Regions from separate parts of the Homo sapiens genome. Here all the other regions are linked to region 3. Evidence: chromatin contacts called from ENCODE Hi-C or POLR2A ChIA-PET data. All regions are on one chromosome and are shown on one strand. The core of a region is the stretch at or near the end of the contact, and the rest is flanking DNA. Distances in the headings are between cores, read along the strand shown. Region 1 has its middle 81 kb from the start of WDR20. Region 2 overlaps WDR20 (WD repeat domain 20). Region 3 has its middle 24 kb from the start of HSP90AA1.

The links. Hi-C counts contacts between places; a loop is a spot of excess contacts on that map. ChIA-PET counts read pairs that join two places held with the same protein, here RNA polymerase II (POLR2A). Pooled maps may share reads with other maps.
Region 1: a loop to region 3 is called in a map of thyroid gland, with 2.5 times the contacts of the local background. The contact joins two enhancer-like sites. A Hi-C loop is called at or near these places in 2 of 168 maps with a recorded cell type or tissue (heart right ventricle and thyroid gland) and 4 of 50 pooled maps. POLR2A ChIA-PET finds 5 or more read pairs at or near these places in 4 of 52 experiments (H1, PC-3, RWPE1 and 1 more).
Region 2: a pooled map shows a loop between it and region 3 (2.1-fold over the local background). The contact joins two enhancer-like sites. A Hi-C loop is called at or near these places in 1 of 168 maps with a recorded cell type or tissue (heart right ventricle) and 3 of 50 pooled maps. POLR2A ChIA-PET finds 5 or more read pairs at or near these places in 3 of 52 experiments (AG04449, PC-3 and activated CD4-positive, alpha-beta T cell).

The regions. Positions count from the first base shown.
Region 1 is chr14:102,219,784-102,222,483 of GRCh38, forward strand. It overlaps a transcript of WDR20 not described here and a transcript of MOK not described here. Among named protein-coding and RNA genes, the nearest start is that of WDR20, 81 kb to the left of the region's middle. Within about 2 kb of position 1,373, at least 3 of the 41 ENCODE cell types and tissues checked have a DNase peak (open chromatin) inside an H3K27ac peak, as active enhancers do.
Region 2 is chr14:102,199,777-102,202,476 of GRCh38, forward strand. All of the region lies in intron 2 of WDR20 (WD repeat domain 20), which reads left to right. Among named protein-coding and RNA genes, the nearest start is that of WDR20, 61 kb to the left of the region's middle. Within about 2 kb of position 1,320, at least 4 of the 41 ENCODE cell types and tissues checked have a DNase peak (open chromatin) inside an H3K27ac peak, as active enhancers do.
Region 3 is chr14:102,061,970-102,064,669 of GRCh38, forward strand. No RefSeq gene overlaps it. Among named protein-coding and RNA genes, the nearest start is that of HSP90AA1, 24 kb to the right of the region's middle. RefSeq lists an enhancer at 2,112-2,700. Within about 2 kb of position 1,327, at least 9 of the 41 ENCODE cell types and tissues checked have a DNase peak (open chromatin) inside an H3K27ac peak, as active enhancers do.

The sequences.
Region 1 (2,700 bases), core at 123-2,622, 160 kb after region 3:
AAAAGGGCGAAGCCTGCTAACGGGAACCCCCAGTTCCGTTATGCCAGTATGGACTACAGAAGACGAGAGGAGGACAGGTTTGAGGGCGGTTGATTCAAGATCTCTCTGGAAGCTGGGCCCAGTGGAGAGTGGGACAGTGGAGGGCATGAAGGTGGTTCTAGTTGGCTCCTAGCTGCCACCACAATTGGCATCAAGGCGTTAGCCAGCAGAAACTGGAGAATGAGTGTGCATTTGTTTTGTGCTAATGGGAGAATAGGAAGCCTGCAGCCCTCGCGTTGGGTCGCTTTCTAGGGGTGCGGCTTTGTAGGGACCAGCTGGCGGAAGCAGCGTGTCCCTCAACATCAGGCTCTGGCAGCCTGGTGGCTGCGCCACCTCTGCGTCTCAGCAGCCGCCCTCCCCTGGGAGTGATGGAAAGCAGCCGAGTCCTCTGGGGCCTCACACTCAGTGAGAGGAAGTCTAAGGAAGGGTGCTGTCCCTCATGGCCGTCAGAAGCCACCTGCAGCCACTAAGTATGTAAATTGGGGCCAGTCCAACCTGAAAAGTGCCATAACGTGTCAACCACACAGCACACCTCAAAGGCTTCTTACCAAAAAAGTCATTAGTAATTTTTATATTGCTGAATATTATATGAAACATCTTCAGTTAAAATATTAAAATTGGCCAGGTGCGGTGGCTCACGCCTGTAATCCCAGCACTTTGGGAGGCCAAGGCAGGTGGATCACGAGGTCAGGAGGTCTTCAAGACCATCCTAACAGTGAAACCCCATCTCTACTAAAACTACAAAAAGTTAGCTGGGCGTGGTGGCAGGCGCCTGTAGTCCAAGGTACTTGGGAGGCTGAGGCAGGAGAATCACTTGAACCCAGGAGGTGGAGCTTGCAGTGAGCCAAGATCGTGCCACTGCACTCCAGCCTGGACAACAAAGTGAGACTCCGTCTCAAAAAAAAAAAAAAAAAAGAAAATATTAAAATTAATGTCACTTGTTTTTATTATCTATCTTTTCATTTTTTGAGACAGGGTCTTGCTCTATCCCCCAGGCTGGAGTGCAGTGGATCGCGGCTCATTGCACCCTGCATCTCCTGGGCTCAAGCCATCCTCCTGCCACACAGCCTCCTGAGTAGCTGGGATGACAGCCGTGCGCCACCACACCCGGCTAATTTTGTATTAGTAGAGATGGAGTTTCACCATGTTGGCCAGGCTGGTCTCAGACTCCTGGGCTCAAGTAATCTCCCCACCTCAGCCTCCCACAGGGCTGGCTGTCACTTGTTTTTAAGTTGTTAAACGTGCTCCCGGGAAGCTAAACTTAACACAGGACTGGTAGAGACACCACCTTCCTGTGGGTGGGGCTGCCTCCTACCTGGAGCAGCACTCACCTCCACCTGGCACTCCGTGAAAGGGGAGGGAGACTCTGTGGCTGCCAGATGAGGGTGGCCCCTCTCCGTCTGTCCCCAGGCTGGGTCACCACCACTTTCTCCCTCTGCCAGGAGTAGATGACTTTTCTGTTGCCGGGGGGAAGGGAGGTGCCTCCTGGTTCTGGAGATTTGTCACTTCCTGGACACCACATAGCTTGTGGAAAGCACTTTCTTAGGGTGCGCGTGGTGATGAAGGCAGAGTGTCCTGTGTGAGAGGCTTCCTTCCTCCAGACTGTCTGCGGCAGAAGTGGGGTCAGGAACCTGCTGCCCAGCTTTCCTCCACAGGCTTGATGTGTTTGAGCCAGAAGTATGGGGCGTTTGCGGGGTCCTCCACAAGTACAAACAGGGTTCTGTCCCTTTTCAGGGGTCCCAGAGGAAAAGCACTCCTATAGACTCTGAGCAGGGGCAGCTGCCACATTCCGTTTGCTTCCTGAGCTTGTCTAGGTGAACAGATTTCAGGTGGAAGGTAAGAAACGGGATGAAATGACTTGAGCGGGACAGCTTGCTTCCAGGCTTCCGGCAGCAGGGCGTGGGCGAGGCTGAAGGGCAGTTTCCGATTGTCACCTTCATTTGTGTCCACACAAGTCCAATATGTGAGAAGGTAGCAATGTCAGCTTGAGTTAAAGGCTTGTCATTTGTAAACAGTACTCATCAGCTGAAGCCTTCTTCCATGACAGCTAAGTTGTATTCCCAGAGCTGAAAATGTGCACCTTTGGGGCTGCACTGTCGCCATCTTAATGTTCTTCATAAATGAACGCCACACTTTGATGTAATGTAATTGCTGCTCAATAGTAAATGCAAAGAAATGGAAGTACTCTTTGCTGTGTAGGAGGTTAAACCCTCTTAGGTTTACCCAAGGTCACACCAGTATTGTAAAATCTGGGTGAGATTCCCCGCCCCCGCCCCCGACAGTGAGCCTCTCAGCAGGAGCCGCCCTAAAGAGCCAGATGCCCCCCACCATTCTTCCTGCTGGCCCTGGTGGGTTGGCCCCCACATCCCTTCTCCACACCCAGCTGCAGCCTCACGGCAAGACTACTTTGTTCTGGGGCTCCCCCGACCTCGGCCTGGGCCCTGCTGTCTCTACCTGTGGGGCCTACACATGTGGACAGCTACAGCCAGGGGGTGCCACGGTCACACCACCCAACAAAGCAAGAACCCCCCAGCAGAGAATGCCCTTTCAAAGGTGCCACTGAACTCTATCCTTGGAGACAACCCCTGGCTCCGAGGGACTGGGTGTGCGGTCCAGAACTGCGGTGCCCTGGGCTCAACCCTGGCTGAAGGCGCTGAACAC
Region 2 (2,700 bases), core at 70-2,569, 140 kb after region 3:
TCCCATCTGGGAACAAGTATATTTTAAAAGATGATTTTCCCCCTGTCAATTAAAAATTGTGTGCATTTAAAATGCTTGTTGATAGAAAAATTGGAAAATAGAGAGGTACAAAGAAGGTAGGAAAGCATCACCTCTAAACCGTGACGCTCACTGTTGACTTTCACAGTCTGTGATTGTTTTCAATGAGGGGACACCATAGGGCTCACACCTTCCATTGGGGGTGAAGGCAAACTTCACCAAACTTCATCTCCAAGTCTGGCCCTGATCAGGTCAGCCCAGTGAGCATGGGCAGGCCCTGCCCTCTTCCCGCTCCCTGGGACTGTCCTCAGTCACACTGGAGGTCCTTGCTGGTGCATCTGTTCAAGACCCAAAGAAAGTCGAATGCCCAGTCCTTTCTAGCCCCTCTCAGGAAATCATCCCCAGCTCCCTGGAGTCTCTGCTTTCCCCAATCTTCCAGAGTAGATTTTGGGTTTCTGTTTGTAGCGTTCTGTACATATGATGCCCTTGAAAATGTCTAATGGGCCATTATTGAAAGTATCTTGGCGCACGGTTCATCTGACAAGCTCCCAGATCGTGGAGCGTGTCCTCATCATCAGAGCTGCCCACAGAGGAGAGTCACCCGGTCACATTCAGCTCACTGTGGTGAAGCACCCCACAGGGGCGAGGAGTTTACTTTTTAAATTTTTTTTTTTGTGTGTGTGTGTGTGTGTGTGTGTGTGTGTGTGTGTGTGTTTCACTCTGCCCTGTTCTGAAGTTTGCTTTTTATAACTAATGGTTATATATTTGGGGAGGAAGAGTTACAAAGGGACAGTTCCTATATGGTAATGAATGCAACCTTGTTGTCTGTGTAAAAATCCTGATTTTGGAGTATATTCACAGAATAGTAACTTTGAAGGATTTTCAAGTATGTGTTAATTGTTGGCTGAAATATAAAATGTTAAAGAACTTGGCATTTGGCTTCTTTCGTTACTGACACGATACCCTCTGCTGTTGCCCTTCTCCTCTCGCAGGCTGTGAGGCTGAGGCAGACACACTGGGTAGGTCCCACGTCTCCTTGTGGCATTTAGATCCAGTCTTACTGAAGGGCATGCTGAAGAGGAGATGGCCCTGACTCCTGGGGTATGGAGGGACACTGCTGCCAGCCCAGGCTGCGTGGCACATCCTGCCAGCTGCAGGTGCCTCCCAGGCATGGGGTAAAGCTTAGCAGTGTTCTGTCTATTCTGATACAAAGGAATGGTCTGCACATTTTGTTAGTTTTGTTTCTGTTGATTTTCTAATCGAAGGAAGGAAATGAGCCCGTAATGATCTACTCCTTAAAGCTTGAACACAGATAAAACGACATCCGATCCCATCTTAATGTGGCTTTGAAATACCCTTTCCTAATACTTCCTGAGCCCTCTTCAGATGCCTTTACATCATCAGAGCCTTTAGTTGCCATTTTTGCTTGTGGTTGCATTATGGCTTTTCAAGCAGCTGCTGTGGTTTTTGAATTGTTTCAGTATTTTTGTTATAAATTAATATCTGCATTTTGAAATGCAGATCCACTCACCCCCAAACTAATTTTTGATTTTTGCTTATCATATTGATAGTAATGAAAAAAAAGAAAAAGAAAATGAAGTGCCTTAGAAAGCGTCAGTGTGAATTGCTTTCACAAAATGACACTTTGATGTGGTTATAGACTTATTTTTATTCTTGTTTCATTTTAACTAGTGTATTTTGAAAATCTTGTCTGTTGATGGCATTTGGGATGGTAGTGTTTTCGCTGTTCGTGGGATTTTTCTTTGTATTCATATCTTAAGTGGCACGGTCTGTTTGGCCTGCAGAGCTGGAACTATGGGGAGGGCCGCGCTGAGCGTTGAGTGGAGACATGGAGCCTGCATCCCCACAGAGCACTGGCCCAGAGCAGGTGTCTTGACGTACATAGAAATGTGTCTGTATTTCGTTTTGCTTTTAAGGTTTATTTGCGTTTTGGGTTTTTTGTGTTTTTATGAACGTGTTTGTTAAGAATGGGCCTTGGAGCATTTTGGAGTTGGACACTGATGGAGAGCCCTGTGGCCAGGCCAGCTGCTCTGCCAGCACCTCTGTTACTTCCCCTGCCTTCCCTCCGCCTCCTCGCTGAGCACCTGCCCTGCCCATCTCTCAGTGTACCCCTGCCCTGGAGGGGCTGCGACTGGGACTGGGGCTCTCCTCCACTGCTTCCCACCAGAGCCTTCCTGCCTCTGCCTGTCTCTGTTCCCCAGCACCTCCCTTCTGGCCCAGGGAGCAGGTCTCTTCCCTGTCCCTCTCTCCTGGAGCTCACCTTCCTCCACCAGGCACCTGCCCTGCACCCTCCTCCCCTACGGTGTCCCTTTGCTCTCAGCACCTTCTCTGCCCCCACCCTGCTTCCCTGTGCTCTCTCCTAAGGACCACCCCCTCCCTGTGCACTCCATCCCTCTAGGGCTCAGCTTCCTCAAGTCTCAGAGGCCTGTCCTCTGAGGCTCTGGCCTCCTGTGGCAGCTCCTTCCTCTTCTGCCTGCTCTCCTCATGGCACTTCTGGGTTGTTTGCTTGGATATTCCTTCTGCTTTCCTTGTTTTTGTCCTGTGCCCTGTATGGAGGTTTTTTTTTTTTTTTTTTTTTTTTTGAGACGGAGTCTCGCTCTGTCGCCCAGGCTGGAGTGCAGTGGTGCGATCTCGGCTCACTGCAAACCTCTGCCTCCCGAG
Region 3 (2,700 bases), core at 77-2,576:
TCCTTCCACTTGAAGTTAGGAAGAGCAAGTGCCACTCACGATGCCAGTACTCAGTGAAGAAGGGGAGAGGCATCAGTCCGGACTAGAGGCATCTTTAGTCAAACATTTAAGGACCCACGATAGGCAAAAGACCAGGCTAGACAAAAAATCATCTAGTATTCAATTTGGGTTGCCACAACTTCAGTCATTTCAGAGTGACATTTCCAAAACGTAGAAATACTCCAACTTGTAGGGAAAACAGATAAAAGAGGTGGGGGGTAGTTTGAATGCAACTATGGTCTCATTTTTCCAAAGGTATCATCCTTCAACTTCATAGCTTAGTTTTAGAATGCAGTTTGTTTTTTTGTTTGTTTTTGAGATGGAGTCACGCTCTGTAGCCCAGGCTGGAGTCACGCTGTGTAGCCCAGGCTGGAGTGCAGTGGCCCAATCTCAGCTCACTGCAACCTCTGCCACCTGGGTTCCAGCAAGTCTTCTGCCTCAGCCTCCCAAGTAGCTGAGATTACAGGTGTCCGCCACCATGCCAGCTAATTTTTGTATTTTTAGTAGAGATGGGGTTTCACCATGTGGGCCAGGCTGGTCTCGAACTCCTGACCTCAGATGATCCGCCCACCTCAGCCTCCCAAAGTGCTGCGATTACAGGCGTAAGCCATTGTGCTGGCCTTTTTTTTTTTTATTTAAAAGAGATGGAGGCATCTCACTATATTGCCCAGGTTGGCCTTGAAACCCTGGGCTCAAGGGATCTGCTCACCTCAGCCTCCTAAGTAGCTGGGACTACAGGTAGGCACCACCGCCCCGGCAAAACTGACATTTTAAAATGGAAACATTAAGCTGAGTTGGTGGCTCACACCTATAATTCCAGCACTTTGGGAGGCTGAGGCGGGCAGATCATCTGAGGTCAGGAGTTTGAGACCAGCCTAGCCAACATGGTGAAACCTCGTCTCCACTAAAAATAAAAAAAAAAAAAAAACAAATTAGCCGGTCGTGGTGGCGCATGCCTGTGATTCCAGCTACTCGGGAGGCTGAGGCAGGAGAATCGCTGGAACCTGGGAGGCGGAGGTTGCGGTGAGCTGATATCGCGCCACTGCACTCCAGCCTGGGCGACAGAGCTAAACTCCTTCTCAAAAAAATAAAATAAAAATAAAAATAAATAAAGAAAGAAAGAAAAGAAAATAGAATGGAAACGTTAGGGAGTAGCAAAGCAACTCTGACCAGCCCTCGGTTCCGCCCCTTGTTAGTGTGGGCCCCACCCCTGGCCGTTTTGGCCCCGCCCCCGCGTCCACGCCGCCGGCTCCCAACTTCATAAGCTGTGACGATTAAGTAGTATGAAAAACCCAACAGCAAAACACAAATGGAACACCAGAGGGTGCATTTGTCACCAGACATCTTCTGGAGTCTTTTGCTAATTGCACATACCACTGCCAGATGGCAAAGGATCAGTACAGGTTTCCTCATGAACGCCTTTAACATTTTAGTTTGTAAATGCAATTGTCTGATGCATTAGTAAAATGCTGGATAATAGCAAAACATTAATAATAATAATAATAATTAAATGCTTGTCAACCAGGCAGTAAGAGGACAAAGATGACAGGCCAGGGCTTTCCCCAGACAGCCCAAAGCCTCAGGCACGCTGGTGGCCTCCCTCCCCAAGAATGGACTGACCGGATTCCTGGAGCCACCAGCCCTGTCACCCCGCCCCTGCAGCCACGCCTGGGGGAGCGGCGGCCGGTAGGGCCGGGCGGCTGCGAGGCCAGAAACGCCTCCAAGAGCTCCTACCTGGGGTCCAGAAGGTAGTCTGGGGAGCAAGCTCCGGAGAGACGAGCGGGGGAGACTGGGGTCCCAGCAGACGCAGAATGGTCTCTCCACAAAGAGGGGTTAGCAAATGTACTCTCCAGACCTGTCCCCACCCTCCACACCGTCAAAGAGCAAAGAGAAAATCTTCCAGGCCCCCACTCCAGGCATGGTGGGTGCGTCAGGATTCAGAACAGATGACCTCTGCCTTGACCTCCAGGCTGCCCTCAGGTTCAGACCAGGGCTTAACTCAATGCCGCATTTCTGCCTCAAAGGAAAAACGTGGTTCAGAAGTTCCCACTTAACAATATTTAACAATTCACCAATAGTTTTAGTTCAAAACCAGATATCCTTTCCTTGAAATGTGTTGTGAAAGATTTCTCAAGCTCCTTCTCCCCAGCGTGGTTCCTAAGAGCCTTAGCGTGAGCTGAGACTCAGACCCCTTCATTCCCGGGCAATACTGAAATGCTCTCGGTTTCCAGGGCGCTGCATCTTTACTCCTCCACCCACCTGCAACGGTGATCTGGTTTAGGCGTTCAGTATCTGAGCACCTTCTCTGGATCAGGCACCAGGGAAAGCAGGAAGCCCTAGAGGGCCGTAGAGGCCCGTTTTCCCAGGATGAACACACACTTCTTTCTTTTTCTTTCTTTTTTTTTTTTCTTTTTTGAGACAGTCTCACTCCATTGCCCAGGCTAAAGTGCAGTGGTATTATCTCGGCTCACTGCAACCTCTGCCTCCCAGATTCAAACGATTCTCCTGCCTCAGCCTCCCAAGTAGCTGGGATTACGGGTGCATGCCACCTCGCCCGGCTAATTTTTTTTTTTTTGAGATGGAGTTTTGCTCTTGTTGCCCAGGCATGGCGTGTAGTGGCGCGATCTCGACTCACCGCAACCTCCCCCTCCTGGGTTCAAG